3 separate regions of the Homo sapiens genome follow, and all the other regions are linked to region 2. The links are chromatin contacts, found by Hi-C or POLR2A ChIA-PET in ENCODE. All regions are on one chromosome and are shown on one strand. Each heading gives the region's core, a stretch centred on a gene start or an enhancer-like site at or near the end of the contact. The rest is flanking DNA. Distances are from core to core; before and after follow the strand shown. Region 1 overlaps EPB41L5 (erythrocyte membrane protein band 4.1 like 5). Region 2 overlaps PTPN4 (protein tyrosine phosphatase non-receptor type 4). Region 3 has its middle 16 kb from the start of TMEM177.

Region 1 (3,428 bases), core at 501-3,000, 250 kb after region 2:
ATCTTAAGCTATACCTCCTGGAATTTGCTTTCTAGTTTTCTGTCCTGCAATATGTATATAATTAAGCACTAATTTGTACTGCTTAGCATAAAAGAACATCCAGTCTTAGATCCTTAAAACTTCATGGATTGGACTTTCCTGGGCTCCTTATAACATAATCGTGTGTCCAGGCAAACGCACACTAGTGTCTGACTGGAAAGCTCAGGAATTTTAATCTTGCACTGTTTCCCAGGGAGCTGTAGTGATTGGAACCCACGTTTGCACAAAACATTTTTGCAGAAGGAAAGTCAACACTTCTTGCTGGCTGCCTCCCCTTAGCCATTATGCTAAAAACAGCTTCTGAGTTTCACTGGTGGGGCTCTTGCCAGTTCTTAATTATAGGACATATTTTCTCAAAGCTGAAGGTGACACCTAGAACCAGGGGCTTGACCCAGGACATGATGGAATGAGCATCAAATTTTCAGTGTCTTGGCAACCGTAGATGTCCTACAGGGTTACCGTTGTGCTGCTCACCACAGAGCAGCTGAGGCATTATGCCTTGGAAGACCTAAATCTCCCATCCAGTTCAGGAGGTGACAACATCCTTATTTTAAACTTCCTAAAATTAGGAATTAGGTAGTTGGACATAGTCTGTGACCTTTATGTCGTTGGATACCTGTATTCTTGACAGTTAGAATATTGGTAGGGACTTTGTTAAAATTCACTTGAATTTCAAGCTCAGAGGAAACTTTGTCTCATGCCCTGACATGAAGTGGCAAACACGGAAGTTCATACTTGAATGCTGAATTGGCCCCGACAGATTAAATGCGTGTTGGGGATTGGTTTCCTGTCATAGCTGCTGCTGCTGCCATGCGCAGAGCTGCTGTAACAGCTCTTCCTGTTCTGCTCCCCTGAGAACAGTGTGGTGGGGAGAGGCAGGGCTGAGGTGGTCTACGAATGTGGCAGGTAGGGAAGGGGAGATGTCTGTCTCTTGAGAAGAGAGAGGCATGTGTGCCGGCATCCTTGATGGGTTCAAAGAGAAAGGTTGGAGATGATAGTGGGTGAGAAGCAGGCTGGTGAGACTGGGCTGAGGTTGGAGAAGGGGCAGCCGGGGGCACTGCTGAGGGTTTGCCGTGCACGCCTCGGACGGAGCACGGTGGGGTGGCGGGGAGCAGATAGTGCTGCCTCCCTGCGGGCAGACAGGAGAGGAACCTCAACTCAGTCCATTTCATAGCCCTGATAGGGGAAGTGGGAGTTGACAGGATGGTTTAAAATAAGACGTGAAGGTTTCAGTTACCTGCTCTAGACTTTGCCTGAGAACTTGTAAATTAATCAGTGAGACCTAATTTGTGACATGTCAGTAGCATCATCTTTTGACACACAGGAGGTCATGGTCATTTCATTCCTACTCTTCAGGAGACACTGCTGAACAGAGGAATGATTCTGTTCCTTGTGTGCTTACTTCCTTAACATTTATACATTGTTTTAAGAAAAAACTTTTAAAAATATTTCTTATAGTCTCCTAACATTTGTCTCTAGCCTTTGCCTTTGTACAATCACAGATATCCTATGGAGATTTAAGGATGAAAGCCCTGAGTTGTTCTTGGGTTCTTGGATCTGGACTACTTGTTATCTTATGCTTCTCACTTCTGGCTAAAACTTGCACCTCTTCTTCTCTTAGCTAAGCCCCAAAATGAAGATTTCCTTCAGAAGTCTTGTTAGCAGAATTATTTATCAGTCACAGAGAGAAAAATCTGCTATTTTTCTAAGTAAGAGTCTCGAGAAGCAGAGTTTTTGTCTTGTCATTGAGAGGAGTCAGCAGTCTTGTTCTGTAAAGGACCAGAGATGGTAAATACTGTCCCACTCAGCTCTGCTGGCGCAGTACAGCAGCAGCAGCCCCAGCACAGCTGTGTTCCTGCGGAGTCCCCTTTACAAAGCCGCTGACCCCTGATGTGAAACTTTGTAGAGCAGCAGAGTGGCTGCGTGAAACGGGAGGCTGGCAGGTCCTCAGATAGGTTCTGCAGTGTTACCTGTCACTTGGAGGCAGCCAACACTTCTGGACATTGCATCCTTATTCACACATGTGGCAGCTGAACGAGGTGCTGTTGTGGGTGTCTCAGCTCTGAGGGTCTTTGTGAGCTCCCACTGTTGTGGGTGTCTCAGCTCTGAGGGTCTTTGTGAGCTCCCACTGTTGTGGGTGTCTCAGCTCTGAGGGTCTTTGTGAGTTCCCACCAACTTTTAATTATTCATGCCCTTGACCATGTGGTTGCTTGGAGACCTGGGGTCTTCTGCAGACTGAAGAAGACACATTTCTAGATTATTTGTCCTTTTTATCCTCTCAAAAATTTAAACACTGTACCTCTTCAGTGGTCAGAAGAAAGTTGGAAACTTTTCCTACATATTAGGCGTTAGTATGAGGACATTTGTTTGAATTATAGAAATTTGCCCTGAGCTGAACTGGGTTGTGTTAACACATTGGTAGAGCTATGATTCCTTCCCAGTTCTAAGAGATACGATCTGTAAGTCCCTATGTCACCACATTGCTTGAGATGATCATTCAGTTACTTGTCAGGATTTCTCCTCTTCAGAGAGATTTTTTTTTATAGCACAGATTCCTTTGCCCCTTTTATCTCCTTATCTGGATATGATAAGTGGTTATGAGGGTCTCACTAACTATTTTGTGTTTACCTTTTATATGTGTAAAACTTTGCAGTAGCATTTAAAGTGTAATTTATTTTTCTATCAAGTGCACTATTCATTTAGTGTGTTCCAGTTTTATATGACTTGTATTAGAAACACTGCACTGAGTTGTTTGTACACTGAAATGAGAACTCTAGATGTAACTCTATTCAAATAAACCTTCGTGAGACATTCATGTTTTTGTGCACTGTTTCTGTTTCTTGGAACTGTGATTCCTACATGCTGACCTCAACAGAGTTAGACCAGATCCACTGTTGGTACAAACCTGAGGAAGTGAGCAGAAGCAGCCGCACTGTTTTTAGGTTGATTTCCATGTTTTTGTGGTGTAAATTTGGGAGTAGGGGCATTTTCAAAGGTTGAAAACCTCATTGGTCATCCCCAGCATATCCTGGAAGGCACGGTGGTCATTCCAAGGACAGCATGGTGCAGTATCACCACAGCTTTGGACATCGGATCTGGGCTCTACTGCTTAATACCTCAGGTTTTTTGTCTGAAATGGCACATGAAGTGTGTGTCACAGCGTGTGGTAGAGTATGCAGGTGTTGACTTCTCCTTCTCTTGGCGCCCACCAGTCCCCAGCCTTCTCTGGGTTTGCACTGCACCATCCAGCGAGGAACAGTGCCACCTGGGTTGGTTTCAGGACTTCTGCTGGGCAGAGTCATACTGCACCATATGGGTGTTGGCAAAGCTGAGAAAAGTTGGAAGTCTTCTCTTTCCCTCTCCCCTCTGTTTTCTGCCTGGGAGAGAGG
Region 2 (3,237 bases), core at 626-3,125:
AGAACTAGAAAGTTTGCTTTTGATTTCACTTTGTTTAAATTTTGTTCTTAAGTCTTTATCTAAGAGACCTTCCTTCTTTGTGTTTCTGGAGTAAAGGGAGTTTTGTGTTCTTGGTTTTTTTCTTCCTCCTTCCAAAAGTGGAAATTGCTTTTTTCCCCTAGTAATATAAGTGATAGCTCATTATGTTTAAAAACTCCAACAGTATCAAAGAGCATAAAGAAAATTTATCATCCCAAGACAACTTTTTAAAAAAATTTTGATACTCATTATTCAGGATTTTTCTATGCATATACTCATAGAGACATTTTTATATATGTGTGTATATTTGTTTCCAAATTGTTTTAAACTATTTGTTGTTTGTTTTTATCATCTAGCATATCGTGCACATTTTCTTTGCTGTTCAAAAATCTAGTCATTTATAATGGCAATAAATCTTTTAACAGTTAAATTCTTTGATTGTAAACTGTAAACTTAACTTTTAGGATTCCTCCCTTTACTGAGCCACGTCCCTGCCTCCAGAGTAGGAGTTGTTGCTAAGACTTTGTAAGGATGTCACAGTAATATGTGACATACAGCTTACATTTAGTAGTCTACTATATGAGGAAATAATAGTTTATTACATTATGAATTAACATTAATAGAAGAGCCATAAATGGTAAGTTAATCTTTATTTTAAAAATCAAATGCATGAGATAATATACTTTATTTTCATTCTGTTGTGACTGATAGGAAAATTTGCACTGCAATATGAGGGGGTTGGACCAAACGGTGTCATGAGTTGTCTTCTAATCAAAAAATCCTATAATTTAAACCTGTGATAATGGAAAATCTTCACACCTAAATTACTTTGAATTCACTTATGGAAAATGAAATGAGTCCATGTATTTTTTAAAAAACGAATAACATTTCTTAAAATATTTTTCTGATTCTTAGTGTTGTAACAGCGTAGCAATATACTTAAAACTTTCCTTTCTTAACAAGTGTCTTCTTTCTGCTTGACTTTTATAAACAGTGTAGAACGTGCGATGTGGTCACTAGTTGTATGCAGCATATCCTCATACGAGTACCAGATCGTAGGCATATTTATGTATTAAGTTAATATCACATACAAATGGTTTCTTTATAAGTGTTAATGTTTTCATGTTTTGATCCTATCAGATTTTAGAAATAAGCAGAGTTATACCTGCATCTTAGTTGTTCATTTTGTGTATTCATTATTAAAATGTATAGTTGTTTAATAGGTTATTTTATAAAACAAATAGCCATGATTCCGTGAATAGTAGAGGTAAAATTTCAATATTATAAGCCTCAGATAACTCTCTTCCTTTTGTTTTTCTGGAATTGTGTGGTTCCTCTGAAATAATAAGGTATCAGCTACAATGAGGTTGTAATAGTACTGGGCTGTTTAATGATCTCTCTTTCTCTGAAAGATAAGCTTTTCTGGGATTGTTTTTCTAATATGTTAGGATCTAATTGTAATGAACAGATATATGTCTACCAAAATTCTCTAATGGTTTTAGTAATTATTAAGTTATTTTATTAAAGTACCAGATAACCTAGAGTTCTTTTTTTTTCTTTGGGTTTTAGTTGGCAATATGAGTAGATAGAAAAGGCTCCTCCTTAAACTTCTCATATAATAATTTTTTAGCAATCATTAAATGTTTTTTCTTTTTTCTGATTATCACCTCTTTGTGTTCGCCTCAGCAGCACATATACTGATTATCACCTCTTCAAATTGCTTTCACATTTTGCAGTTGTCATATAATATATCTAAGAAAAGAGAAAAACAATGTTCTCATACAACAGAAAAATAAGGTGCCCTAGACAGAAAAGAAGCTTACCACATCGCAAACACACTGATGCTGTGTGGTATTTTTTTCTCTGAAATTTCCACACTCAACAGGAAACATAGACAGCAAGCTTGAGTGGGTGGGTCCCTGAGGTTAAAACTGTTAATAAAATAAAATACATGAAGTTTGGTTTTAAGTTCAAAGTGTCCAGCCATGTTTAGTCCATTAACAGCAATAAAGTGTTCTGACGCTTCAGACTAGGTGAGTGTGCTGGAATTTTTTTTCTTCAAATGACTTTTTCCAGCTTTTAGAAAATGAAAGTAGTTGATCTATTGATTACAGTTAGTGAACTTTCATACAGCTTACATTTCGTAGTTTAATATTTGAGGAAATAATAGTTTATTACATTATGAATTAGCATTAATAGAGCCATAAATGTTAATCTTTATTTTAAAAATCAAAGTTTTATGCATGAGGTAATATACTTTATTTTCATTCTGTTGTGACTGATAAGAAAATTTGCACTGCAATATGAGGGAGTTGAACTAAACGGTGTCATGAGTTGTCTTCAAATCAAAAAATCCTATAATTTAAACCTGTGATAATGGGAAATGTTCACACCTAAATTACTTTGAATTCACTTACGGAAAATGAAATCTGAGTCAATGTATCTTTTTTAAAACTAATAACATTCCATGTCTTATAAAATGCCTACAAGATTTTTGATTAAGGAAATGTCATTAGGCCAAACTAAAAAAGTTTTAGCTATGAATTGCTGAAATGACAGGACACTTCTGTGGTGTAGATTCATAAGTAACTTAAATTTTTCGTGGTTTAGTAAAATTAATAGGCTAAAATATTGCCCTGAAAATTTGGATATTCATAAATCATAAAATTCAGGAGGTAGGGAGAGACCTATGGGTCATATTATGCTAATAAATTTATACATTTAGATACAGAAACATAAGAGGTCTGTCTAATAGGAAGCCACATCTAGAATTCAGAGTCCTTATCATTATTTTAATGCTTCCTACTGTACACATAATAACAATTTGTTCAGTTCTCTTTGGTCAGTGTTATTGTGCGTGTTAGTCCGACATTTCTTTTTACACGTTTAACATATTGGAAAGGAAATTCTAGCAGGCAGTGAAACTTCAAACTTCATGAGATCATTATGTATCAGAATTCTAATGTTATTAAGTTTTAATGTAATCAGATGAGTTAATATTGCATTTGCTTTGTGCCTTCCTTGGTAATTGTTTTTTTTTTTTTAGCCATACAGAAGTGTATACATAGTACATGATGAGAGAAAAATATCCCAATGAGCTAAAAAAGCAAGTCCAATACTACCTGCAATTCTTTATCAATATAAGAAAATCTGAAAATAAATCCAAAGTCACACAACAAAGGCCTATGATTCTTATTAACTATAACCAAAAATAGTCTT
Region 3 (3,033 bases), core at 457-2,956, 230 kb before region 2:
GGAAGCCAACACTGAGGCTGACATTCTCTAAATACCTGGGGGCAGAGCCTCTCAAGCCCATGCAGCCTGAGGAAAAAGGCCTCAGCCACACCTGAAGCAAAGGGCTCCTGTGGGTGCCACGTGACCCACCCACATGACCGCTGCCCACCAGCTGCAGTCACAGAAGACACACATACACATCACACATATCACACACAAACATACCACATACACATCACACCACACACATCACATGCCACAAACACAACACACAAACATACCACATACACCACACATCACATACACATCACACATGCCACACACATCACACAAGCCACACACACATGCAACATACCACACACAAACACATACCACATACACCACACACCACATACGCATACACATTACACATACCACACATATGACACATACCACACACATCACGCACATGCAACATACACACACAACATACACACCACACACATGGCACACACAAACACATACCACATGCACCACATGCCACGCACATTGCACGTACCACACACATGCAACGTGCCACACAACACACAAACACACCACACACAACATACCATGCACACACAACACAAACACATACCACATACATATCACACTTACCACACATGTGCAACATACTACACCTGTGTGGTATACCACACACACACACACACACACACTATACCTCCACACACACCACTCACCTCACCTCACACACACACACCCACACACACACACCCCTCAGGCAGCATTTGGAAGTCCAGCCTAAATAAGGGTGATGTTAACTCACTGCCCCCACCAGATTCTCAGCATATCTGAAGCAGAGGTGTGGGGAGAGTGGGTCAGCTCTTAGTAGGGCCTTAGGGCCCCTCAGAGACAGCAGGGCTGGAGTTTAGTGCAGGAGCGGGCTCTGCCCTGGACCCTGTGTGTGCAACAGTGCTGTTGGCCGGGCACTGTCCCCATCCTCCTCCTGGCCCCTTTGAAGGTAGGTGTGGCCACATGACTGCTCTGGCCGGTGGATTTCATATGCGCAGGGTCACTTCCCCGCGAAAGCATTTGAGAGCCAAGGTGCCCTTCTCTGTCGTACACGCCCCTGATGGGGCCCCAGACCTTGGGCCCCCGGTGAGGGTGGCGGGGAGCAGAGCCCACTGCATCATGTGCTTGTGTCAGGGCAATAAATAAGCCTCTGTACTTTTAAGGCCCAGATTTGGGAGTTGCTACCACAGCATCACCTACCCCAGCCTGCTTATATGCCACACTTAGGAGCCAAACCACCACAAGGGCTCACTCACTCTATTTGGACAATTCATGTCATTTGGGCACTAAGCTAGAAGGACGTGTGGAGTGGCTCATTAAGCAGAGGTGAGAATTCTGCTCCTGGGAGGCAGCGCTGCAAATTTTTAATGCTTGGGTCTTTACAGCTCAGTGTCAGCGGATACGGCAAAGCCCTTCTGAAAAACAAACATCGGGCAATGATTGTGCAACACAGCTGCTAAAAATCCTTCATTTCTGGGTAGGAAAGAGTCTCTCTGTGTCCTTTCCATTGAAAGAGCATAAGCTCAACGAAGGTGACAGCCCCGGAATGTGGACAAATGGGACTGGGAAAACGCCATGTCTTCATTCTCTATCCCTCCCCCACCTTTCACACCCAGCCCTTTGAAAAGCAGAAAGCAATGCACAGATGTAAGGAGCTGTTTTCATTCTTGTGGTTACGAGCCCTCCCCTCTGTTCCCATGGCAGCCTGGCACACTCTGCCATGCACTTTTCACACTGCATTTTGTCTGCTTCCTTGTCTGTCTCTCCCAACTGGGCTGTGAATGTCTCACAGGCAGGGCCTGGCCTTCCTTCTTGCATCCTGGGCACCTGGCTGGGCACCTGGTCCGCTGGAGTGCTCAGTGACTGGTGAGTGGGTGGGGGATATGGGAGATGGAGCAAGGGCAGAGAGGTGGGGAGGAAGCGCCATGGAGGGAGGCCTGCGGGCTGAGAATCCAACCCAAAAGCATTTTGTGAGCACCCGCTATGTACAAGCCACAGCGCAAGGCTCTGGGGAAAAGTCCAGATTTGTAAGACATATTTATCAGTTTGTAAACACTCTCATATATGTTATTTTTTTGAACTTCACAGCACCCTGGGGTGGTAAATTGTACACAGTTGATCCTCTTTTGAGAGTGGATTTACAGAGTTGATGTGGTGTATAGCACAAATGGCAGTGGCCTTGACCGTGCATCTTGCTTTGAGTCCTGGCATTGCCCCCATCCAGCTGTGTGGCCTTGGGAAGCCTCAGCAGCAAAAGAAGGGGACTGGCTCTGCAGGGGCCCACTGCAAGCATGGCCCAGCCTGGCCTGAAACCTAGGACTGTTTGATTTACCCAACAAAAGGTGTGCAGCTGCCCTGAGTCTGTGGGCAAGCTCAGACCTCAGGGGTGAGCCACACTAGGGAGAGGCGCAAGGGGCTGTGACCATCTCATCTCTGTGGCTGCAGACCATCCTACAGGGCCTGGCCCAGGAGGCATGCAGTGAATTAATGCATGAGTGAGGTATAGGCAGCCTGAATGGGGACAGTGTTCAGAAATCCCAGCTGTTCAAAAGCATGAGGGCAGAGCTCAGTCCTCAGGGATTAAACTAGAACCAAGGGAAGAGTGTAGCTGGGTGGCAGCTGTTGAGGTCATTATTGAGGGTACTGTAAACCCCAGTAGGACTAGACCTGGGGAGAAGGTCTGTTGCTGGTATTATCATTTGTCACGGACCTCATGGTGACCACGGTGTGGGGGCAGTGCTTCACACAAACCTGCCACATCCCTACCACCAACCCTTCATTTATTAGCACACATTTATTGAACATCTGATATGTGCCAGGCTCTGTTCTGGGCCCTAGAGAAATCACAATGGATAAAAATGCCTGCTCTTATATTCTAGTGAGAGGCACAGCCAATAAACAAGGAATAAGTCATTATAGAGCATCCAGGATGATAAGCAGGGCAGCAGTGGGACAAGGGATGGGAAGGGCTGGGTATAGGGGGCAGATGCATTTCTCAACAGT

Evidence for each region. Hi-C counts contacts between places; a loop is a spot of excess contacts on that map. ChIA-PET counts read pairs that join two places held with the same protein, here RNA polymerase II (POLR2A). Pooled maps may share reads with other maps.
Region 1: a loop to region 2 is called in a map of naive thymus-derived CD4-positive, alpha-beta T cell, with 9 times the contacts of the local background. The contact joins two enhancer-like sites. A Hi-C loop is called at or near these places in 6 of 168 maps with a recorded cell type or tissue (CD4-positive, alpha-beta memory T cell, CD8-positive, alpha-beta T cell, naive thymus-derived CD4-positive, alpha-beta T cell and 1 more) and 11 of 50 pooled maps. POLR2A ChIA-PET finds 5 or more read pairs at or near these places in 7 of 52 experiments (CD4-positive, alpha-beta T cell, CD4-positive, alpha-beta memory T cell, CD8-positive, alpha-beta T cell and 4 more).
Region 3: a loop to region 2 is called in a map of naive thymus-derived CD4-positive, alpha-beta T cell, with 2.3 times the contacts of the local background. The contact joins two enhancer-like sites. A Hi-C loop is called at or near these places in 1 of 168 maps with a recorded cell type or tissue (naive thymus-derived CD4-positive, alpha-beta T cell) and 4 of 50 pooled maps. POLR2A ChIA-PET finds 5 or more read pairs at or near these places in 2 of 52 experiments (GM10248 and activated CD4-positive, alpha-beta memory T cell).

Annotation. Positions count from the first base shown.
Region 1 is chr2:120,176,266-120,179,693 of GRCh38, forward strand. EPB41L5 (erythrocyte membrane protein band 4.1 like 5) reads left to right here. Exons shown (of 25, transcript NM_020909.4): 25 at 1-2,854. Among named protein-coding and RNA genes, the nearest start is that of TMEM185B, 45 kb to the right of the region's middle. RefSeq lists an enhancer at 869-968. Within about 2 kb of position 1,751, at least 2 of the 41 ENCODE cell types and tissues checked have a DNase peak (open chromatin) inside an H3K27ac peak, as active enhancers do.
Region 2 is chr2:119,927,781-119,931,017 of GRCh38, forward strand. The region is part of intron 13 of PTPN4 (protein tyrosine phosphatase non-receptor type 4); the gene reads left to right. Among named protein-coding and RNA genes, the nearest start is that of EPB41L5, 84 kb to the right of the region's middle. Within about 2 kb of position 1,876, at least 3 of the 41 ENCODE cell types and tissues checked have a DNase peak (open chromatin) inside an H3K27ac peak, as active enhancers do.
Region 3 is chr2:119,693,630-119,696,662 of GRCh38, forward strand. It overlaps a transcript of TMEM177 not described here. Among named protein-coding and RNA genes, the nearest start is that of TMEM177, 16 kb to the left of the region's middle. Within about 2 kb of position 1,707, at least 8 of the 41 ENCODE cell types and tissues checked have a DNase peak (open chromatin) inside an H3K27ac peak, as active enhancers do.